2 separate regions of the Homo sapiens genome follow, and region 2 is linked to region 1. Evidence: chromatin loops called from intact Hi-C (ENCODE). Cell type or tissue: PC-9. All regions are shown on one strand.

Evidence for each region. A loop is a pair of places that touch in the nucleus more often than their neighbours do. Peaks named below come from ENCODE experiments on the same cell type or tissue, not always from the same donor. Only the 100,000 strongest peaks of a DNase experiment are listed, where the experiment ranks them.
Region 2: it touches region 1 in a loop (18-fold over the local background); 13 of 110 quality-filtered maps call a loop at or near these places.

Annotation. Positions count from the first base shown.
Region 1 is chr5:148,909,854-148,917,853 of GRCh38, reverse strand. No RefSeq gene overlaps it. Among named protein-coding and RNA genes, the nearest start is that of ADRB2, 87 kb to the right of the region's middle. RefSeq lists an enhancer at 6,517-7,716. In PC-9, a CTCF peak has its summit at 4,964 (motif pointing left); DNase peaks (open chromatin) are centred at 3,743, 4,633, 6,993, 7,863 and 2 weaker places; H3K4me3 peaks cover 451 bases; H3K27ac peaks cover 6,847 bases.
Region 2 is chr5:149,031,212-149,039,211 of GRCh38, reverse strand. SH3TC2 (SH3 domain and tetratricopeptide repeats 2) reads left to right here. Exons shown (of 17, transcript NM_024577.4): 8 at 722-917; 9 at 7,525-7,658. Among named protein-coding and RNA genes, the nearest start is that of MIR584, 27 kb to the left of the region's middle. RefSeq lists an enhancer at 7,922-8,000. In PC-9, CTCF peaks have their summits at 3,540 and 3,744 (motif pointing right); DNase peaks (open chromatin) are centred at 2,031 and 3,711; H3K27ac peaks cover 4,586 bases.

The sequences.
Region 1 (8,000 bases):
GGTTGTTTCTACTTATGTATTCAATCATGTATTCATTCATTTCTGTTACAAACAACACTGCAATCAATTCCCTGCACATATATCTTTGCATACCTGTGCTCGGAGTACTGGATACCACTAATCTCTCTCTCCTCCATTTCTTTTCTTTTGCAACATTTCTTGCATCTCCAGCTTCTGTCTTGGCTCTTTTCTGAAATAGCAAACCACTTTCTTCCCTGAGCACACAGATACAGATGCACATTCACCCCTTCTTGCTTCTGTCCAAAGTTTTTCCTCCTGAAACGATCACTTCCTACTTACGTTTCTGCCTAAGTTTTGTGTAGACCCATCTCTGGTTTCCCAGACTAGTCTTCCTTGATGGCTTCTTATAACAGCAGGGCGAGGTATAGACCATATTGCTGTCAGCGTTTAAAAAGTGATAAAAACTGAAGCTTAGAAGATTAAGGAACTTGTTCGGCTTGCCTAGCTAGTTAAATGACGGAGCCGGGATTTGCTCTCAGGCCTGATTTTCTGTAGAATCTATGAACTTAAATAACCACCATGTTACATTGTTCCTTTGGCCCTGGTCCTCAAAGGACCTTGCACACAAACCTACAACCACAGCTACCCAATGGAATGGTGGTAACTGATTAACAAGTCAGTTCCCTCTACTAGACTGGGAAATCCCTGAGGGTAGCCCCTTTGTCTTTTCTTTCCACATACCCTATATTTAGTACAAATCCTATTCTGGGTGCTGATATGGATTTGAATGAATGAACCTATGTTTGTGGAATGAAGAATGCCAGCACTCCCCGAACCAGATTCAGAGACAAATTTCATCACTCAGCAACACACGATGAGCTTAAAGTGTAGTCCCTGCTAGTTTGTGAAAATAAAAAAAACCCTCTCTTCCAGTGCCCTAATTCACTCAATTATAAGAGACTTTTAAAATTGGCAGGGAGTAGAACATAATGGTTTAAAAAACACAGGCTGTGAAGTTGGAAGGCATAGGTTCTGATCCCAGAGTAGCAGCTCTGCTACTTACTAGGCAAGTTATTCAAGTTCCATAATCCTTAATTCCCTCTCCAGTAATTTGGAGCTAATAACAATTACCTGCTCACAGAGTTATCCTGAGGATTTAATAAGGTAGCCAAGATGAAGCACTTAGCCCAGTGCCTGGCATACAGGAGGCACTCAATAAATGTTAGTTGCGTTATGGTGCTTAGGATCAGTAACAGCCACTTTCAGTCTTGGTTGAAAGTCAATTTAGATCAGACATTCATTTCTCCTACACCTCTCCAAGCTTTGAACAGGATGACTTTTTAGTTTAAATTGCATAAAAAGCTCACTTTCTTGACCTTATTTGTAACACAAACATTTACTGAGTGATTTCTGTGTATCTAACTCTTTCCTGGTAGTACCTCGTTGGTCCTTTACCATCGCGGAGAGTCTACAGTAGGAAGAATAAGCATGCTCAGGTTAGAGTTTGGGGAGGACAAAATTTTCCTGCTGTTTGTAGTTTAGAACATTGCATAATCTTCTGAAAAGCACACCTTTCTTTTTCTTTTTAAACTTCAAGGATTTGTTTTAAAACATTTTCTCACAAAAGTCTGAAGTTTTCGTACCTTGATTCATGAAGGGGGACGGGTAGTAGCTTCTGGAGCCTGATTCATGGAGGTGCCTGTGCTATTCTTTGTCTTTGAGACAAAAAGTTTTCCTATACCAGCAGCTCCTGAAGGTGACTTTAGGAAACAGCACGTGTTTTGTTATTCTGTGCTCAGTTTTGACCCACATCCAAGTATTAATTTTTTGGATGGGAGGGGTGGTGGCTGTTGTTTGTGTCTAAGTGGGTCTTTCCAAGGACTATATATTAGGGTAAGACTCCACTCCTGGCAACCAAAACAAAAAACTTCTCTGACTCCAATTCAAATCTCAACAGAAGCAAATGACTCAGTTCAAGCAAACTTTATAGATTATTCAATTCTGGAACTATATGTTCTCGGATAACCATACCCAACATTGAAATTAAACTACTCTCTAAAGAAGGAAATTCCTTAGTAACGTCACTCAGCTCCAAAACTTGGGACTGTCTTTCCTTGCATCTAACTTACATGTCTCCAATCACAAATTAAGCTGTTCATTCTCCAGCTGACATATCTGGGCAGGAGATCCAGCTTCAGATGCTGGGAGGCGTGAAGAGGAGAAAAGGTCACTTCTGGTTTTGGTGTGTGTGTGTTTGATGTAGGTGTGGTTTCGTGTTATGTAAGCATCTGGCTCTAGGCACTAGGATACCTGCACTGTCAGGGGACAGGGACTTCTGGGTGCCAGGTGCTCCTAGAAGCTCAGTCACTAAGGGGCTGCTTGGTGCCTCTTCTCTCTCCTCACTGTCCTGGAGCTCTGGCTTCTTTGTCACATGTTCTGTTATCTGAACTTCTCAGGCTACCACTTTAGGATCAAAGGAGATTGTGGGCCAAAGGAACAAAACTCTCACTTTTCGAGCCCACAGTGTGACCTCGGACAAGTCCCTTCCTCTTCCTGGGCCTTAGTTCCTGCAGCTGAGAGGTATGGAGTTTCGTCAAAACATGTCTGAGCCTCTGCCCAGCACTGACAATCTGGGGCTCCAGAATCTGTCGTCCAGCCAGGCCAGTGACCTAGGTGGGAAGGGCAGTGAGAACGTAGCCACTGTTTGGAATTCACAGGCTTGTTTGGTGGGACAACTCCTAATAGATTTGATTGGGGATCAGAGCAACCTATTTCTCCGAACCTCTGGTGAGAACTGATTCAGGCCTGCCACTCCTCGGTCAGGGCTGCAGAGGCATGTAAAATGCACTTGTCAGAGAGCATTGGCTCAGAAGCCTGACACTTCCACCATCTGAATACCAAACAAGACAAAAATTGCACAAGAGATGGGGCCCAGATGATCCGCTGATCAAATCAGTATTTCAACTCTGGTGTCCTCAGGATTTCTTATGTGAGGGAACACCCTCCTCTGCCATTTCAAAAGACTTAATACATTTTTATCCCTGAGTGATTTTGTCCTCAAGAGGACCTATGGGAGGGACCATGTGGATTTTGAAAGCTTAGTGCTGAACTAATTCTGTGCCCTAATGATTATGAAAGCCTGTGTAAATAGGGAGGCAGTGGCAGGGAGCCTGGGGCTGGAAGTCAGGAGGCTTGAATTCCAGTTCTGGCTTTGCCACTCTCTGGCTGTGCAGCTTTAAGAAAATTGCTTCACCTCTCTGGGCCTCAGTGTTCTCATACAGCAGCATCTCTCTACGGTCTCTAAGACAGAAACCTCTCATCTTGGTGGTAGAATGGGGCCAGATATACCTCTGTGTGTGTGTGTGTGTGTGTGTGTGTGTGTGTGTGTGTGTGTGTTAGCCCAATTCTCCCCTTGTGTGGAGACATAGCTCTTATGGAGGTTACATTCCTTCCCCAAGTTCCTCTTCTTTGAAGGCCTTTGGGACGCATCCAAGAGAGTAGGTGAACTCATGGATGCTTAAGGATTGGAAGGGGCTTTGAGGATAATTACCCAGCTATTGCAAGAATGCCTCTCACCCCAATTATCTGGTGGGAGGTGCTTGGCATGTTTGAGAACCAGCATTCCATGAAAGTTAAGAGCCCCAGCTCTGGAGTTATTCAGTCTTTGTTTTATATCCCAGCCTTGCCAGTCATTTCAGTTCGTCATTCAGCAAGTATTTATCAAGTGCCTATTTCCTGCCAAGCACTTAGATAAGCTATTTTGCATATATTATCACACTTAGTCCTCACAACCCTATGAAACAGGTAGAGGTTTTATCTCCATGTCACAGATGAGGAAACTGAAACTCAGAGAGGTGATGTGACTTATTGCTAGCAAGAGGCAAACCTGAGGTTTGAATCCAGGTCTATTGACACCAGCGCTATAGCTCTCAGCCACTATGCTGTACTGTCTCCAAGACCTTATCTTCTTAATGTAAACATCTATGATGTAGACATTATTGTATCTATTTTAAAACTAGATACTGACGGTCAGAATTTAAGTAGCATCATTTGGTCAAAGTCAATGAAAGCAGGGCCAGGACTCAGCTGGGGGCTACTCAACCCCCACGTCGGTGTCTCTGACTGCTGTGTGCAATGCCTCTACCTCAGCCTTTTGGAAAAACCTCCGTGCATTTGCCAGTCTACGTTACAGACTAAGCAGCATGCCTGCTTCTGAAGGAAGGACATGGACCATGCAATGGGAAGAGCCCTGAAGTCTGCATGATGCCAACATCTCAGCTGCTGGTCCTGTCTGCTCCTTACCAGGCACAAGGCCTGAGGCATTTCCAGCCTCTGCGCTTTACCAGCCTTGCTTTCCTCACAAGGATATTTATTGTACCAGTCAATTGAGGGCCTAGCTATGAAAGGACTTTATAAATTAGAAGGTGATGAAAGTGAAATTATTATTGTTGTAGTCCCACTTCTCTGTTTTTCTCCATCAAACTGGACAATAAATTGCATGTTGCCTTCGGGAATCTTGAAATGCATCATCTAGTAGCCTGAGCCCCATGATCCCAGGATGAAGCAGCATGAGGCAGGCTATCCTCTCTCACAGCCGGCACTCCTGCCTGACTCATTCAGGGATGCCACATTCCGGGATGTGAGGCATTACAATGGCTGCCACTGTGACGTGTAGTCATCCCAGAAAGGCTGGGATGTAACATTCCTGAACAGATTCAGGCATGAGAAGAGAGAGGAGAGAAAATTTGTAAACAGGCAGCCTGGGGCTTAGGAGAGGCAGGAGAAGTTGCTCATTTTCTGTGCTCTTGTTTTGAAAGTCTTTGGAGGTGTAGCTGTCCGTCCATCAGGCTGATCTTATCATCCTTCGGGAAGCATGCATCTCCAGATGCGTGGGACTCCTCACACCAGGGCCTTGCACTCTCGGACCACCGGTTCCAGGAGGGCTGGGTCAGAAATCATTTGCTCACTTCACTACTCACTCCTCTAAGGAGTGAGAGGATAGGAAAACCAGAGGTGCCATCTGCAGGTGGATGGAGGAGCTCCAGGTGATTTGTCCCTGAGTTTTTCCAGTTAAGCATTTGCTCTCTCCCCTCTCACCCTGTTGTGCTAAGGGTGGCACAGAAAAAGAATTTTATTTATTTTGGGTCTTTGTTTGTACCTGTTTGCAGCCCAAGGAAAAGAGAGAGGCAAACTCTCTGGTTCAGGCTTCGGTGAGAGCCTTCTTTTACTCAAAGAGACTGTGGAGGCTGCCAGAGAGCAAGTCAAGGAGTTGGGAGGTGCAGCCTGCCTTGAGCAGGGCAGCAGGGACTTGTGGGATGAGCTATGGCTCCGTTAGGACCCTCCTCACCTGGAAACAGGACTGTGGGAGACATTGCCATCCCTCCTATCTAACAATTCGATGTTAGAAAACTCCCTGCTTTGGGTAGTACCAAGAAATTAGTTGTAATTATGGAAATGAAGAAGGTGGCACTGAAAGAAAGCACCACCAGGGGAAAGGGCCCTGCAGGTGGAGGTGGAGACCTGGGCTCCAGGTGTAGCCTTGCCACAGGCTCTGTGTGAATGTGAGCCCTCTCTGGGGCTGTATTTATGAAAAAGGGGGTTGGGCAATGATCTCTAAGGTCCCTTCCAACTAGGCCAGTTTATGCAAGACTTTCCTTGATTTCAGTACTGAAAGTTTTGTGTCCAGAAATCCTTGCTTCCAATAGAAAGCTTCCCTTTCTGGTTGTTCTAGTAACTTCCCTCTGGGATCTCAATCCCTTTTCTCTCTGTATTGCAGAAGCCTTTTCTCTGGATTAGGAAATCATTGTGATAACTCCTGCTAAATGGTGGTGGGTAGGGGTGATACTCAAAACATGAACATCCTCTACGGTAAGGGCACAAACCCATCAGAATGAACCAGGCCATAAACCCCAGACCATTCTTGGAGTGCTGTCCACTCCCCGTCCCCGGGGTGGGCAACCCCACATTGAAACTGGGCTTCTATCTCCAGGTCTATGACAATTCCACCTGTTTCTATTCCACCTCTTCAGTCAGTGATGTGAAGTCATGTCAATCACTTCAGCGCCAGTGGAACTGAAGGATTTTCCAGCTTCTCTTTTACTGCTTGCTCTCAGATTAAAGGTGGTGACTTCCCCTTCACTGGTCAGTTCCAGCCTCAGTCCAGTTTCCTAAGGTTTTTTAGGGTGAGACTGCTCTGAGTGATGCTGTCCAAATCCAGACAATAGTGTCTTTGCGGATGGGCTTCACGTCTCTGGGATTCAAGTCTGTTTGTGCCCCACCATCCTTGGTGTGCTGCCAGATGAGTCTTTCCAAAACAGTGTTTTGTCAGCCTCCTGTACCTGTTCTGAAATCTTTCTAAGCACATTTCCTCAGCCCTCTCACCCACTGTGGACAAACAGGACCACATATTCATAATCATGACCCACTTGTCTTTGGCTTCTGCCTCTGTTTGCTTACATGGGATCTTGGTCTCTTCCAATTGTGTTTTTATTCAGAGAGCAGCTGCTAAACTGTCTGGAATGACAGAAGTTCAGTTTCAAATAATAGTTAACATACGTGTATCACAGGGTGGAGAAAAGCAGAGTCCGTGTGACCTCTGGCTCCCATTCACCTCCACACCAGCTGAGCCCATTTCACATGACCTTTCTGCCTGTGTTTGTCTGTCCTTCAATGTGCTCCATCCTCACTTGTTTATGTTGCTTCCTGAGCACAGTGACTTGCATCAGGCACTGTGCTAAAGGTTGGTGAAATGCAAGCTGGATCCAACCCCTATGGTGAACCTGCATTGTGGGAGGGCAGATGGACATATAAGCAGCTGCTTCGTGATGGGACATGTGTGCTGTAATACATTTGAGTGTCATGGCCACATACAGCGGGGCCTGGCTCCTTCTGCAGTGATATCAAGGCTGGGCCTGGGTGAGGAGGAGTCATAGTTAGAGAATGGGTGGGAGGAAGCTCGCATGCCAGGCACGGGGAAATGGCATGCACAAAGGCACCCCTCTGTTTGTCTCCCTTTGTCTTCCACTGTGGGTGGTGCTGTGGGCGGCAGTGGGTCAGGGATTGCTGGGCAGGAGGCCAAGGCAGGCAGAGTCAGCCCTCAGGAACCACCAGGTCAGGGAGCACTGGCACGCCCAAGAACCCACTTCCTATTTCCCAGAGCAGATGGAGGCCATAGACTCAAGTTTTTCTCCCCATTTTCCCCCTCATTCCTCAGAATACCTGCTCCTTCCTGTGTCACAGGCCAGCTCTGACTTGGTCTCCATCCCCCAGGCCCCTGACAAGTCACCAGTCATTGTTGACCCTTCCTTTCCTCATCTTCTGCCTTCCATTTCCTCCTTTCCACAGCTTCTACTATGGTTCAAATCCCGGTCACCCATCTCCCACCTGGTTGGTTGCATCAACCTCCTCATCAGTCTCCAGGATTCAAGTCTGTTTGTGCCCCACCAGCCTTGGTGTGTGCTGCCAGATGAGTCTTTCCAAAACAGCGTTTTGTCAGCCTCCTGTACCTGTTCTGAAATATTTGTAAGCACATTTCCTCAGCCCTCACCACGCACTGTGGACAAACAGGACCGCATATTCATAATCATGACCCACTTGTCTCTGACTTCTGCCTCTGTTTGCTTACATGGGACCTTGGTCTCTTCCAGAGTGCACCCCAAGTAGTTCCAGGAACCCCCAGGGCAGTGTTGCTGAAAGTGGCTCTGTGCACCAGCGCCAATCTGTGCACGTTGCTATGATCTGCGATGACATTAGCACATACATGGAGAATAAGTTGAACTTTCATTTCTGTGACCTCTAGCAGATGGGATTTTTTTTTTTTTTTTTTTTAGTTTTACAAAACAAATAAACAAACAAGCAACAGAAACAAAAGACACCTGGCCCTTCACAGATCATTTGAGCCCTGCCCTAGGGTGTGTCATACCCAATCAAGTCTGGCTCCTCCATGCACTCCTGCCTCACCTCCCTGCTATCCACTGGCAGCTCCTGGAGCTGTTTTTTCAGGAAATCAGTCCCTACTGCCTCTCTTCCTGGAGCACAGC
Region 2 (8,000 bases), 120 kb before region 1:
CATTCATCAAAAGGTCATTGCTAGATCCTAGGTAGGCAATTTATCAGATTGAGTACCATAGTCTGAAAGGGAGTCTTTTAGATCCTTCTAAGTCATTAGCAGCTTTCTATTCCACCAGTGGTAATAAGGCTAATGTTTATTGAGGGTTGACCAGGTACCAGGCATTGTGCACTGTATCTCTTTGATTCTCTTTAATATTTATAAGCAGCAGGTATTCCTATTATCCCCATTTTCCAGTTGGGGAGACTGAGGGTCATAGAGGCCAAAGGAGCTGGAAGGACATGGAGAGCTTCTCTGGTCGAGTGGTTCTCACACACTGGTCTGTGGATTTGTGCCAACCATGACAAAGCATTTACATTACAGTGGCAAAATCAGACAAACCAGGACAATACAGTGAGCTTTCCAGTTTCCCATAAGCTATGTTTATTCATTTTTAAGGCATATCCGCTATCTGAGAATCTTTTTTTGTGTTTGTTAAAACATTTTTTCTTTGGTGAAAGTGGATTGTAGTTCTTTTAAAAATATGTCCTAGTTTGGCAAAATGAAAAGCAAATTGTCCTGTGTCATTCCTGCCAATTTTTGGGTGGGGAGGGGAGTGAAATGTTACTGGTCCTTGACATTCTAAAGTCTGGGAACCCCTCATTTTCTATTGCATTGGAAGGTGATGGGAGGCTCAGCTGTTCATGTCTTCTGTAGCTGATCTGTGTGCTATTTTCCACAGGCAGAGGACGCTGTAAGGCCTTGACGGGTTATGAGCCAGGAGAAAAGGATGAACTGAATTTCTACCAGGGAGAAAGCATTGAGATCATCGGCTTTGTCATACCTGGGCTTCAGTGGTTCATTGGAAAGTCGACAAGTTCAGGACAAGTGGGCTTTGTCCCCACCAGGAACATAGATCCTGATTCTTATTCCCCAATGTGAGTATTGACAGTGAGCATGTCCTGGAGCTGGGCTCCCTTTCCCAGGGTTCCCTCCCCTCTTTGAGCAGATTTGCAGTTGAGCTTCGAGGGTGCCCTGGTGACATGGAGCCAGAAAAGCACATGCTGACACCAAGGTTGATACAGAGAGTGATAGAAAGGAGAGAATGCGTCAGTTCAGTTTATTTTAACAGGTGGTCACTGAGGACTTCCTCTGTGCAAGGAGGGAAGCAAAACTCCAAGACAAAGGGCATGCTGTTAGGCACTGAGGGTGTGGTTTTGGTACTTGGATCCTGCTACCCACACTGTCTAACCACAGGGCCCCTTCAGAGGAAGGGCACACACGGGGAGAAATAGATTAGCAGCATGCTGATCCCACATAGGGCTGGGAGGTGGGTCCCATGTAGATCTTCACTCATTCAGCTTTCAAGCTGAATGCCAATGTGTGACTTCAGCATTGGCTAGGAGGGCAGAGTGTTTCTCTTACTCTTTTCTGCCTTGAATCCAGAAAGGCTGGTTCTGAGGAGCAGACCCATCTGCCTGGCCAATCAGGAGAAGGTGATCAGCCTGCTCCACCCACCCTGTCATGGAAGGACAGAGATATCGGGTATTGCTCCATCTTTTTGGAGTGGGCTTCCTATGTGGGGATAGGAAACAGTAGAAAGCCTGGGCGCAGGAAGTACACGAGGAAAGGGAGAGTTGGCTCCTAACACTGACACAACATAGCGCCCTACACTGGGAAAATGTGGCCCCAGAAATGTCTAACGATCTGAACAGAGACTTAAATTCTTTCTCTTGTGGGAAATAGCCAATGAAGAGAGCAGACCAAGGGGCAGAAGCTCCCTGTAAGCCCTGCCCTTCGTGGGGAGAGGAGGAGACAGAAGGTTATTTTTTTTCTATGTAGAAATGTGGGAGTCCAAATAACTATAAACAAGGAAGACCACTCACTGAGCTCCTGGAGAGGTATGGAGAACTATCGGGACTTGTAAGGAAGAAAAGGATATCAAGAGAACTTCATGAAGAAGGGGACATGTGAATTAAGCTTTGCACAATGTAAAATATTTCAACAGATGTTGATGGGAAAAGAGGTCATAGGTAGGAAAGTGAGTCAGTGCTTGAAGAACGACTCATGTAGTTTGGAGGAAGTTACCAGAAGGTCACTGGTGCAGCAAAGGTGGGTCCATGCTCTGGAAACCTGGGAATGCCTGTGTGAGGGCCCTTTCCTTAACCTGGCAGAGAATGGGGAGCTACTGCATGTCTCTGAGCAAGGGTGACATATTATATGACTGGACCTTTTCTCTAGGAAATGAAACCTGGCTTTGGGGGAGGCATGCATCATCAGGGGGAATCTGGAGGCAGGAGACCAGCGAGAAGCCCACGGTGGCACTTAGAAAAGGGTGAGAATGGAGAGGAAGGCCACTGCTGAGGACCAATGGACAGGAAGTCAAAGATTCCAGGAGCTTTACAAATATGGACACCTGTGTTCTGCCTCCAGAGGCTGTTGTGTAACTGGTCTGGATGGAGGCTGGGCAATTATATTGATAAAAGCTCCCCAGGTGGGGCTGGTGGGCAACCAAGGTGAGAACATTGCTCTGAACCACCCCTTCATGTTACCACAGGGGGAACAGAGGACCCCAGGGATGAAGGAGCTGAACCCAAGGCCTTCCCTCTGGAACTTTAGAATCCTGACATTAAATCCAGTGAGCTCTCATTAAATGTCCTGGTGATTTTAAATCCTGACATGAAATCCAATACATTCTGGTGAGAAGTCCCAGTGAAAGGGAGAAAGAAAAAAGAGGATGGAAAATAGGAATGGGGGAAGAACCCTGGAGGATGCCTCCATTTACAGAGCAGAGGAAGAGAGAACGCAGAGAGGAAACAGAGGAGCCACAGAGAGGAAGAAACAAGCTGCGGGGGAGGCGGGGCTGACACCTGTGCTGTCATCAGAGAGGTACAGCAGGGCCAAGTGAGGAAAGAAAGGCCTTTGGGACTGGCCATTGGTAGGTCTTCTGGAAGCACAGTAGCTACATGGCTTACAGAGTTGTGGAGTCAGGGTCCCCAAAAGGCATTCATGACCATGTGAGTGCAGCTTGTGCCTCCACTGGCTTACCAGCTCCTTGTCTTTGGACATATTCATTTATCTCTCCATGCCTCAGTTTTCTCATCTGTAAAATGTGTAGAATGTTAGCACTTGCCTAATAGGATTGCCGTGACTTTAAATGAGCTAATAATACACACAAAGCCCTTAGAATGGTGCCTGGCACAGTGTGTGTGTGTGTATGATCCACAGGCACTTGTTCTTATTGTTGTTTGTGTCATTGCCGTTGTTGTGGGTGGTGATCTTGAGAGGCAGTTTTAATAGGATATTGGGGACAGATGTCATTTTCATAACTTATATTTGGACTTCTGCACCTCACGCTAATTTACCTCAAATGACAGTAAGTCAGCACTACTGAATTAATTCAGTCATCATATTTTCACTGGCTTAGTTGTAAGGGGTCCTCTCACACTGAAGAGCAGCGTCCTCTGTGCTGTGTGAGGTGGACTATGACATTCTCCTGTGCCTGGTCAGTTGTGGGACCCAATGCACCAGAGATTGCACAATTGGTACCGAAGGGGAAAATGAGTCAGAAAACAGGGAGGGGTGGCACAAGGAGAAGAGGGGAACTGGCTCCTTGCATATCCCCCAAAGCACTCTCCAGATATCAGAGCTCCTTGAATCACAGCAACAGAGGGATGGGTTTTGAGCTCAGAGGAATGACCCAACTCCACGCAAGCAAGCCGCTGAAGTCTCTGCACGCTGCCGTCCGACTGGCCACTGGGTGTCACTCTTGTCTATGTTTGCTGGGTGTCAGGGTCTGAGAAGAAATTCAGCCTTTGCTGAAGTCTCCATCTTCTCCGTGTAGGTTTTCTTTTTGTGCTTGTGTATTACTCCCTAAAGTATGTGTGTATACTTAAGTGCCTAAATTAAAAAAATAAGTCAGATTGATAAATTAATGTACTCAAAACCAGAAAAAAGAACATAGGAAAAAAGCTAGTATTTTATAGTATTACAGTTAGAAAACATTCTTTTGTTACATTCCTTCTTTTATTCTTCATATTGCCTGTGTCTTTATAATTCAATTTCTTGTGGAATCTATTTTTGACACTAATAATTTTGCCATTGGTCTCATAGCCATTTATTTGCATGATGTGTCTACGTGTAATATATTTTATTACATATTGACAGCAAGTTGTCCACTTCTTCTTCATAGAGTATCTATTTTAGTAGCTATTTTCAGTGAAGATCTGTGGGTTATAAATACTCTCAGTCCTGAGTCTTGGCCTGTCTTAAATATATATAACACTTAACATATACTCTTGAATTATAATTTAGCTAGGTATAGCATAACATCTTCAAAGTTTGCAGGAAAAAATAACTTTAACTATAAAATTGCAAATCCATGTTGCCAGGGCCTTGTCCATTTTGCTTGTCTTTTCAGAGAATCATTTTTTCTTTTGTTGACCATCTTTATTGATTTTTGTTTTTATAATGATACTTCATTAATGACAGCATTTGCTTTGATTATTTTTGTCTACTTTCTTTGTTTTTATTTCATTAATTTATGATCTTATCTTTCATATTCAATTCATTCATTCTATAAAGTTGAACTGTCAATAGTAATTAAACCAAGAAAGGAGGCGTAGGAGAAATAGAGAACTTAAAAAGACCTGTAAGCATAAAGAAATGGACATCATGTTAAAAATGATATTATATTTATTTATTTTGCTCAGGACTTGGTGTGTTTCTTCAATATGAAGATTCATGTCTTTCTTCAATTCTGGAAAATTTTCAGTCCTTCTTCCTTTGAATATTGCCTCTCTCTCGTTCTTTTTAGTCTCTCTTCTGGAATTCCTATTAGAGGTACGTTGGACTTACTCTATCCTCATTCTTGCTTAATCAGTTCTTTTATATTTTTTATCTTTTTGTCACACCAGGCTAAATTCTGATTGATTTTCTTGACATAATCTTCAGTTTCACTAATTCTCACCTCTGCTATGACTAAACTTGCTGTTTAACCCACCCATGTAGTTCTTAATTTCTGTGCCTTTATTTTCCATTTTCTACGATTTATATTTTGCTATTTTTCATATATGGCTGTTTCTTCTCACAGTGCTCCATCTTTTCATTGTAGCTTCTATTTTTTCTTATTATTTCACCTTTTTAATCATTCATATAAATTCTTCTTCAGATTATTGTCATTTCTAGTTTTTTGTAGTGTTAATATAGTTATTTGTGTATCTGCTGGCTCTCGTTGTGAATAGTTCATTTTATTGCATGGTTTGTATTTTTTGTTACATGAACTAATTTTCAACATTTTAAAAGATGGGTTTTATATGGATCCTGGACTGAAGAAAACCTTGCTGACTAGGTTTTGCATTTGCTTCTCCTGGAACCTTAGGGAGTAATGATCCAGGACTGATTTTTTACTATTAATTCTTGGATCGTGGTACCAACACCAGGTAGTGTAAATTCAGATCCCACACGTCCCAGTGGCATAAGCCTAGGTGTTTGATGTTTTCCAGGGACTCAAATAGATGAAAAGTGTGTTCTCGGCAGGTAGGAAGAAATTTTTCAATCTGCTCTTTGCTCTTTACAGAAGTTGAACTCTTTCAGACTCCAGGGAGTTTAATGGGCTCCCTGCTTCAGGCAGGTCTAAATCACATCTCCTGTCCTTGGGGTGGGCATTAGAAGGTCAACCCCAGTTCTGAAGGCCAGAGTCCCAGCTGAAACCACCAGGAGCTCTGGGCCATCTGCTTTCACCTGCCAATCTGGGTTTGGTTTTTGCTTTTGTTACTGGCTTCCAGTGATTTCCCTTTCTTTCTTTAAATAATGTACTAAAATATTCATCTTTGTTACAGATTTTTCTATAGATATGGGGGAGAGTGGCCCTTTTAGAGCCCTTTAACCTGCCATATTGCCAGAAGCTTTGCCATGTTCTTCTAACCCAGTTTTCATGTTTGGAAATATCTAATGCAATTTGTCAAGCTTCTTGGCCTTTCCCTAAATTCTAAATTCTCGTAAGTTGTCCTGGAACTCAGGACTTTAGCAGATGTTGTGAGGCAATGCACGCAGAGGTAGAAGACCTCAGTTTTAGTTTCAGCTTTACCACTTTCTAGCCATGCAATTCTTAGCATGTCACTGAACAGTTCTGAATCCTTTTCTTAATCTACAAACATGGATTAAAAAAACCTGCACCATAAAGTTGTTATAAACAGTAAATGAAATAGTAAATTTAGGAATACATTGTAAAATTTAAGAGATCTATAAAACTTTGGGATCAATTTATCCCAGTTGAATTTAGTTGTAGATTTCAATTACATGCTGTTTTGAGATTAGAAGCTTCCGTGGTGTTGGGGGGAATCTGGCGATCAGCCCAGGGAGATGGGGGCCCAGTCAGTGTGGTACTATTAATAGTGTTCTCATCATGGGCTTTCAAACTACATTTACCTGAGTTATGGGGACAAATGGTAATGGCTGATTACAGTACCCCCATCCCATCCCCTCCTTGAACACTGCTTTAATTAGAGAAGTTCTTATGTCCTGCTCTACCACTCCCTAACCACCAACTTCATTTTGCTGTGCCTCAGTTTATTCGTCTGTAAAAAGGATAAGAGTAGTACGTGCCTTGTATGGCAAATGTGTGGATTAAATAAAATAACAGTATCTGGTTCTTCATACCACTTCCTCCCAAAGTATTAGCTATTATTAACTCCTGGGCTTCCAAGTTAATTTTGTTTTCAAAATGGGTTCTGACATTAAAACATTCTCTATTTAGAACTAAAAGTGGCCTAAAAAATTGTTTAGATAGATGCAACCCAGTAGCTTCTAAGGCACTTCTAGTTTTTTATTATTTAATTCTATAACAAATCTCTAGTAAGCAAATTAGGCTTAACAGTTAGTTTACACAACAGCATGAGTATCAAGATCTTTATTGCTTATAATGATTTCTTTCAGCTCCCCTAATCTTCCTTTTACCCACTTCTTTCCCTTAGCGATTCCAATCCTCTTAATGTTGACTAAACTGTTGTTCTATGCCATGGAATCAGACCTTAACAATGGTGAAAGATTCCTCTGACCATGGTCAGATTTTCTTCATTGTTCTTCTAGATTGTGTCACTTGTCCCTTGCTTTTTCTTGAAGTAACCTAAGGACAAATAAAATTTTTAATGGTCCCTTTTCAACCCTTCCATTTAGGGCAATTGATTCCTCTTTCTTCCATTAAAAATGGGTACCATGGTGTCTCAAAGAATGGGTAGAGGTTGAGAGAAGGGGCTTTGTTTTTCTTGGGAGATGGGGTTTTAAGAGAAGGGGTGTTTTCATCCCCACTTTGACCTACTGGACAACCACACCCCTCAGTTCTCCCAGCATGATGTGCTAGTAGCTCTTCTTTTTTGGCAGTATAAATACAGTATGCAATGGTGAGATGAGGAATCTAATTTCATTTGCGGGAAGTTGGTTTGATGACTTTTCTGCATCCTCCACTACATCCTAGTGTGGAGAGAAGAGGAGATGGAGTCTGAAGCCTTGCAGTAATCTGTCTCTGTGTTTTTTGCCCCGATGCAGGAGCAGGAACTCTGCCTTTCTCAGTGATGAGGAGAGATGCTCCCTGTTGGCCCTGGGAAGTGATAAGCAGACTGAGTGTTCCAGCTTCCTCCACACTCTTGCTCGCACTGACATCACATCTGTCTACCGGCTCAGTGAGTGTTGGTCCTCAGACACCTTCAAAAGCCTGGGGTCCTCAAGAATAAGATAGTGTCCCTAACCAGGAATAGAATACCCCTAAATTCTAATCCTATTCATGAATTTGGGTGGCCATGACCACTATTCTGTTGACGACCTGAATCATATTTGATTAGCAGCATTTCACTTTAGATTTCAGGTAATTCTGGGGTTTCAGGGGAACTATGAGACATGATGAAACCAACTCACCTATACCGTGGGTGACTGGCTGTACTGGGTCTTCCCTCCTAATCTTGGGGGAGGAGAACTTCCTGAGTCCTGGCTGAGGTACCTTCTAGGACTGAAGTAAGCCCCCAGTG